Linked DNA regions of Homo sapiens: region 2 is linked to region 1. A link is a contact called in ENCODE Hi-C or POLR2A ChIA-PET data. All regions are on one chromosome and are shown on one strand. The core of a region is the stretch at or near the end of the contact, and the rest is flanking DNA. Distances in the headings are between cores, read along the strand shown. Region 1 holds the start of CUL1 (cullin 1). Region 2 holds the start of INSIG1 (insulin induced gene 1).

Evidence for each region. Hi-C counts contacts between places; a loop is a spot of excess contacts on that map. ChIA-PET counts read pairs that join two places held with the same protein, here RNA polymerase II (POLR2A). Pooled maps may share reads with other maps.
Region 2: a loop to region 1 is called in a map of CD8-positive, alpha-beta T cell, with 17 times the contacts of the local background. The contact joins the promoter of INSIG1 here to the promoter of CUL1 in region 1. A Hi-C loop is called at or near these places in 1 of 168 maps with a recorded cell type or tissue (CD8-positive, alpha-beta T cell), 2 of 37 single-sample maps with no recorded cell type and 11 of 50 pooled maps. POLR2A ChIA-PET finds 5 or more read pairs at or near these places in 1 of 52 experiments (activated T-cell).

The regions. Positions count from the first base shown.
Region 1 is chr7:148,697,299-148,700,886 of GRCh38, forward strand. It overlaps CUL1 (cullin 1), which reads left to right and starts at 1,605. Exons shown (of 22, transcript NM_003592.3): 1 at 1,605-1,731. RefSeq lists silencers at 460-519, 1,180-2,209, 2,510-2,609 and enhancers at 790-839, 1,907-2,632.
Region 2 is chr7:155,296,628-155,300,349 of GRCh38, forward strand. It overlaps INSIG1 (insulin induced gene 1), which reads left to right and starts at 1,251. Exons shown (of 6, transcript NM_005542.6): 1 at 1,251-1,332; 2 at 1,632-2,070. The coding sequence starts at 1,659. It overlaps INSIG1-DT (INSIG1 divergent transcript), which reads right to left and starts at 2,353. Exons shown (of 2, transcript NR_183448.1): 1 at 1,524-2,353. RefSeq lists enhancers at 247-296, 2,707-2,776 and a silencer at 757-1,586.

The sequences.
Region 1 (3,588 bases), core at 355-2,854:
CCTTACCATGTGCTCACAAAAAAAGGTGTTAAATACATGTAAGTTTTGACGAGGTTATTTAAAAGTGTAGGATATAAACCAAGAATTTTTCACACCCCAAAACCCCGCACAAATTAAGGGATTACATATCTGAGTGACAAGTACATACAAACGCATTACTTCTAGAGATACTTAGATGTAGATAAAAGACCACATTTCAATAGAAGGATCACACAGACCAGTGGGATGTTTCTTCTGAGATAACCCACTTTATGCAGGAAACAGTGTGGACTCTGGGGACGGCCTCTGCTCTGGCTGAGGATTTCTGTCCCAGAGCGGTACAGGAATCTGCGTAGTGTTTTAGTTTGGAGAAAACAGGAAGTTACACTCATCACATCTTTTGCCCAGATGATAGAATTCGAAATCCCCCCGGGGTTGTTCATGGAATGAGCCGCTCTGTTATGTTGTGAGCCGTGGTATTAATCAGCCACCCCTCACTAGGTGTTGGGGTTCCACCACGCTTCCTCCACCCCCCGTCACCACAGCAGCGGGTAGTATTTAGGTTGAATATTCCAAATAGTCAATTATGACAGTTAATTTCAAATGAGATGACTTCGAAGTACACGTGAAAACAATACTATTTTATATCACGACTCATGCCATCCGTATGTGTAATCAAAGCCTTCTAAGTCTTGATATGTCCTTACAAAGACGAAGGATAGAGTGAATGTCAAAATTTGCCAAACAGGAGTTACTGAAAGTCTGAAGGGGAAAGCCTAGTTAGGTTTTATCTTAGAAGTGATTTTTAAAACGAAACACGCAGATAAGCTCGAGCTTTCTGGAGCCGATTCCTAAGGCCTTGCAGGTGGTAAGGGGGTCGAGAATTGGCTGAGGTTCCTCGGAAGTCCGCGCCGATTCGGAGGGCCACCTCTGACTTTCTGATCTGGGGTGCAACCCCCAGTCCCTGTCCCGGTCGACAAAGGTGTGGAGTCAGGTTCCAGGCAAGCTGGGGGTGGGGGTGCGCACAAGGGAGGGGCAGGGGACTGGGACCCCCTCTTCTTCGGGGTGCTTCGGGCCGTTTCTCCAGAGGCTGGTGGTGTCCCCGACCCAAGCAGCTCAGCCCCGCTCGCGAGGTCCGAAGTGGCGGGAACGGGTCCTCCGCGGCGGTCCCAAGGCGAGGGAGGCTGTAAAACCTGGCAGAGAATCCGGCGCGCCGGGTCGGGGATGTCTCGGGTGCCGGGGGCAGGGGCCGCAGGCTCGCAGGTAGAAGCTTCCCCACGCGAGCGGGGGCCTCGGCCGCGGAAGGGGCGCCCCCGGGGCCGCCGGCAGCGGCGAGCGGGCGGGAGGGAGCTTTCCGGGCCCCTCCCGCGCCTCGGGCTGGCGGGGCGATGGCGACGACGGTTTCCCGGCTCCCCCGCCCCGGACGCCGATGGCGGTGCGTTCCGGCCCTCCCCCAACAGCTTCTCCCCCGCGGTCGCCGGAGCCGGTGAGGCCGAGAGGGCGGGGAGCCGCGCAGGGAAGGCGAGAGGGCGGAGGTTGCGTGGTGCAGGCGGCGGCGGCGGGAGGAGGAGGGCCGGGCGGGCAGGGGAGGAGGAGGAGGCGGGCGCCGTGTCGCACGCAGCTCCAGGCGGGGCAGCCCCGGTAGCTGAGGGACGCAGCTAGACCTTGGCGGGACGGGGCTTTCGCCGGGGCCCAGGCCCAGGGACCAGGCGGAGGCGTCGCGGGAGCCTTTGGGGCACCACAGAGATGCGGGTGAGTGTCGGCAGCCGCCGGGGCCGAGAGGAGGTGGCGGCGGCGGCGGCGGCGCAGGCCCGGCCCCGAGCCGCGGTGTCGCAGTGACTCGGGCCGCGACGGCCGAAACCAGGCGCCTGGCGAGGCCTGAGCCGCCGAAACGCGGCCGGGCAGAATGGCGGCCGGGCCGGGGGACTCGTGGGCGGAGGACGCCGAAGGTGGCAGAGGAGCGAGCGGGGCCGGGCCCTGAGTCACCCCGGACGGGCCGGGGCGGCCAGGCCTGGACTACGCACTGGGAAAAAGCACGATTCATCGCGCCTGGAGGCGGCGGCCTGGTGGCGCCGGCCCCTTTCCCCGCCGCGACCGGGCTGGGTTCTCGGAGGGTGGGCCGACGTGTGGCCCGGGGCGGCTCGGGCGTCCGCGCCTCGCCTGGTGAGGCGACCTCCGCGGGACGCCGGGACCCGTGCCCTTGCCCCCTCGCGCCCACGCTTCTTCCCGGCGCTGCTTTCCGGCCGACGCGTGTTCCCCTGTGAGCTCTGGGCTCAAGCGCAGGAGCAGCCGCGGAGCCGGGCTCTCTCGCTTTCCGGTTCCCTGCCCGCGGCTCTCGGGTTCCCCGCCTGCATTGTTGCGAACGTGCAGGGCGCTATTATTGGGTAACAGTCGCCCTTTTGCCCCGTTCTCCTGGGAGAGCGGGCCGGGGCATGCGCGCAGGGATGCTAGCCCGGCGGCCGAACCGGACAGAGCCCCCCGGCGCCCGCCTATCGCTCGCTAGTCGGGCCGGGCCCTGCGCTGCGGCCTCGGCGCGCCCCCGGTCCCAACGGGAGCGCGCGCCCTGACCCTGAGGGTAGCCGTGCGCCCGCCAGGCCGCTGGGACTTGGGGTCCCCAGACTCGGGGGTCGTCGCTTTTTTTTCCCTTAAGATCTGAAAGACCCCCGTTTCTGCCACCCGTGCAGTATTGTGTAGCGCAGACATAAGATAAGAAAGAGAGGAATGCTTGTAGACATTCCTTGAAATGAATCCCCAAAGTTAGGGTTTTCTCCCTGGCTGGCTTTGCCAAAAAGAGGATTCTCTTTTCCGATTGGGTCACTCTTGGTTGCTTCTGGTTCGTAGTAGGGGTTAGTGGTAAGTGCGCAAATACTGAATTGCAGTCTACTTAAATATTTGTTTGCTCTGTGTAATTGCTCTTTCCTGTAGTAGCATTAAAATCGTCAAAAGTTCTGAGTGGAGTAAACGATCACACTTTTTGGAATGCACTTAACGAAGCGGCAGAAGAGGAACTAGATTCCTTTTTTACTTCAAGCCATGAGCTTCTAGGACCTAAGCATAGCTTAACGCCTCGCAGAAGTGTGTGCAGTTTTAAGTTTAACACTTCATTTCATGGTGCACCCGAAAATGTACCCGATTTTCTGAAATCCTGGAGAGTGTATTACGTAGTAAAATATGTAATGATGTTTAAAATGTAAAACCAGTCATTCTGTTTGAAAAAGATATTTGGAGATGAGATTTTTCTTTGTTTAAAGAAGGTTTGTTTTTGGATATTGAAAAATGTTTTACTTGAAGGTTCTATTTGTTGTTTTCCATGGTGAGTCGAAATAGTTGCGTTACATTTCAAATTCCAAAGCATGCAAACACAAGACTGGCTCGCTTTAACTCTATTAATGCCCATTTTTGGAGGTTTCAGGAGAGTGTTCCTTAAGCTTGAGAGGGATGGCTGAATTGCTTTCTAAATATGTTAAACTTTTTTTCTCATTGGCTTCATCTTTTAAAAACGATTTTGTCAAAAAACAAACCAAATTTAGATATGCTAGGGTTTTTCACCAATTTATAAAAGCCTCCCTCCCTGAGAGCCACATGCTCAGGTCCTTATAGCCAGCCCCA
Region 2 (3,722 bases), core at 1-2,500, 6.6 Mb after region 1:
ATCTACGTATCTGGTTGTGTGATCCTCAAGCACTTATGCAAGGTGGAGTGTAAACAATGGCCAAGACCCAAACTGCAATGTTCCCTGAAGTCCAACCTGCTTGGAGTCCTTGGGAACGTGTACAATGGTTAACAGGCTTGAGAGGAGTCAGCTGGGAGAGTGAGAGCGAGACTGCCCTGCAGAGGGGCCGCTGAGGATGGACCCCTGTAGGCCGTCCACACCCACCACGCGTGTCATCCTCAGGAAATGCAACCGGATGCTCGGAATTTCGCCCCTAAAGCGACTCAGGGCAGTCTCAGCTCAGGAAGACTTCTTTTTTTGACCTTCTGGCTTAAAGCCACAACCCCAGGCTGAGGATGCCACATCAACGGCGTTTCCTCGCCACGCTGCAGGCGTGACTCACGTTTCTAAGCCTGCAGGGTCCCCGGGCCAAGCGCGGCTACTGAGAGCACAGCGTCCTCCCTCAGCCCCTGCTCATCTGCACGGAGCAAAGCCGCAGCTTTCTCTGCTGTCAGCGCTTTATACGACTCGGATGTAGGCTCTGAGCGGGCACGGGCCCGCCCTCAGACGGCGACCCGAGGGGCAAACAGGATGGAGGCGCGCTCCCTTGGAGGCTGTGGTCTCGATTTTATCTGCTCCTGGGTGGTGCGGGTGGTTTGCTCTCTAGGCGTGAGCAAAGGCCACAAGGGGCCCGAAAAAATCACCCAAGGATGCAAGCCCGCCATTGCGCTGAGCAGGGGCCTCCCCGCCGCCAGAGCCCGCGCCCCTCCAGGGAGGCCCGCGCGATCGAGACCCGCCGCCTCCCGGCCAGGCGCGGGACACCAGGCGAGGGGAGCCAGGAGCCGGGAGGGGCGGCGCCGGGCCCGCAACCCCACCCTGTCCTGCCTCCGCCTCCTCCCGGCAGGACCGTCCCCTCCCAGGCCCCAGCTCCGCGGCCGCCCACTCGCAGCCGGCCAGTCCCGCTCGGGCCCGCGTGCCCCGCAGCCGCCACGCGCCCCGCAGTCCGTGCCGAGGCTCCCGCCCGAGTGCGCGCGGGCCGGCGGTGGCGTGTGCGCACGTCATATGGGCCGCCGGCCTCCCATTGGTTGCGGCCGCCTCACCAGACCGCGTGCGGACGGGCTCGCGGGCGGGGCGGGGCAAGCTCAGGCCACGCCCCTGGGCGGTGCGCGCGGGCGGTGGGTAGGCCGGGCAGGCTCACGTGATGCGGGCCCCGCGGCCCGCCATATAAACCCGCGCGCCCGCCAGGCGCTGCGGCCGTCCCGGGCCGTGACTCCTCCTTTCCCCCGCCCCGCCTCCGTTCGGAGAGCCGGCGGGCGGGCGCCTCTCGGCCAGGTACGCGGCCGGCTGGGATAGGGGTCGCGGGCGGGCTTTGGTCGCGCAGCAGCCGGTCCTCCCCGGAGGTAGGCGGGCGCGGGCCCTGTTGGGTCTTTGGGACGCGGGTCCCGCTGGGGCCGGGGATGCTGCTCGCTGTGAGCGCGGGTCCCGTCCGCCGCTGGCCCCGGGCGGGCGCACGGGGGTCTAACCTTGGGGGGCGGCGCTGCCGCCTGGCCCGGGTGCCGGGGTTCGCGTCCCGCGGGGCCTTCCTCGCTCTTTGTCTCTTCTGAGTGAACTTGATGACCCCCTTCTTCCAGGAAGCGCCTCTTGGACGCGTGTGACCGATGCCCAGATTGCACGACCACTTCTGGAGCTGCTCCTGTGCGCACAGCGCGAGGCGCCGAGGCCCCCCGCGAGCCAGCGCCGCGGGGCTGGCGGCCAAGGTTGGGGAGATGATCAACGTTTCCGTGTCCGGGCCCTCCCTGCTGGCGGCCCACGGTGCCCCGGACGCTGACCCCGCGCCCAGGGGCCGCAGTGCTGCGATGAGCGGCCCCGAGCCCGGCAGCCCCTACCCCAACACCTGGCATCATCGCCTGTTGCAGAGGAGCCTCGTGCTCTTCTCGGTTGGGGTGGTCCTAGCCCTGGTGCTCAACCTGCTGCAGATCCAGAGGAATGTCACTCTCTTCCCCGAGGAGGTGATCGCCACCATCTTTTCCTCCGCCTGGTGGGTCCCTCCCTGCTGCGGGACAGCAGCTGGTGAGTACCCCTCCTGGTTCTTCTGGAAGTAAAAAGGGTGTCTTTTCGGTTGAAAGTACTTTTCAGCCTATAAGAAACATGCATTTGAAACTGGAACTATCCACAGATTGAAAGTGTGCATCTCCAGTCTTGGGATTTAGAGAAATGAAGGAGGGGTAGAGAGGACCTGGCACCCCCGAGGGCGGGTTCGGGCCACAGCTCTCTGAAGTTTGAGGAAGCACAGTGATGGAGATGAGGCAGGGAGATAATTGGCTGTTCAAGCAGGTGCTGTGCCAAGCTGACTGAGGGCCCTTCCCTCCTGGCGTCCGGGTACAGCCCCAGCTGTCATCCCGCGCCAGCCGCCCCGGATTGGCCGCCTGGGGAACTGGTGAGCAGCGGGACTGAAAGGCCATTGGTCGCGGCAGCAAACATGCTACCCTGCTGGATAACTGAAAACAAACCCGTCACATGGGTTCAGGAGGCGGTTGCCAGGGGAGCAACTTCTCAGCACTTCCTTTTGCCGGGTCGCTGAGTAAACTGTGGTCTGAAGCCAAACCGCCTACACCCTGAACTGTTAGAGCTCTGTAGATTACGTTCTTAAGGAAAAGAGTAACCCCCTTACGGCGTTTAGATTTTCGTACACCCAAGCAGTAGCATAGATGCTGTACAACGTAACACTGAGTCAGTCTGAACTGTGGACACGGGGACTGCTGGGTGTGTGTACTAGACTTTCTTGGCTATCATTGAACCGCTTTTATAGAAATGTTGAGTTGATCTTGGCTCAGCAGATCACTTACTGCTCCTGTAGTCACACAGCATTTGTTTATTTAACGAGCTTGTCGGGTGCTTTCTGCAACCTCAACTCTATAAGCTGTTGAAATGTTAATCCAAAAGTGAGCACCACAAGCCCCTATCCTTAAGCAGCTTAGAGTCTGGTGGGGAAAACAAACCAGTATGTCAGTGACTCCAGTGCAGTGCAGGGAGCATCCTGTTTGCTTTGTGGCTGACGTTTGTCAGCTGACTGCTGACCATAGGCTTCAGATGCTTTGCTGTGTTCATTCCTTACAGCAATACCATGTGTAGCTTCATTTATAGATGTGGCAACTGAATCACAGGTGAAGTCACATCCAAGGGTGCGCAGGTAGAAAGGGGCCAAGCCATCGTTGGTAACTGCTCCTGCTGCCTTGGTAGGTGTGTCTCCTGCACTGTGGAAACACATTGCCTCAGTTGACTCACTGAAAACAGCAAGCAGCAGAGAGGTTTGTAGCAGATTAACAGAGGGCTCCGTGTTGAAGAACTAGGACAGGTGTCTGTAATTATTAAGTAGTGGGTAGAATGTTTTCATATTTGTTCTCGGAGGGACGGGATCCTCTTTCGTTTTTCGAAACACTTTATGTGGCTGTACTAATTGAACATTTTTTGAGAACTATATCTAGATTTAAAATTCCATGTTTCATATACATTTGGCAGAATAGTTTCTTTCCTTTAACCAAAAACTTGATCTTAGAAATGAAATAGTTTAGCCTTCAGTATTTGTAATTGGATCCTCAAGGGTTTCTAGGAATATCTGGACAATTTCTCATACTCTCATATTCTACTTTTTTTTAAACCATCAGCCAAGAGCATAAGTAAAATTTTTCATAGTATGTTTTTTACCTATTTATTTATTAAGC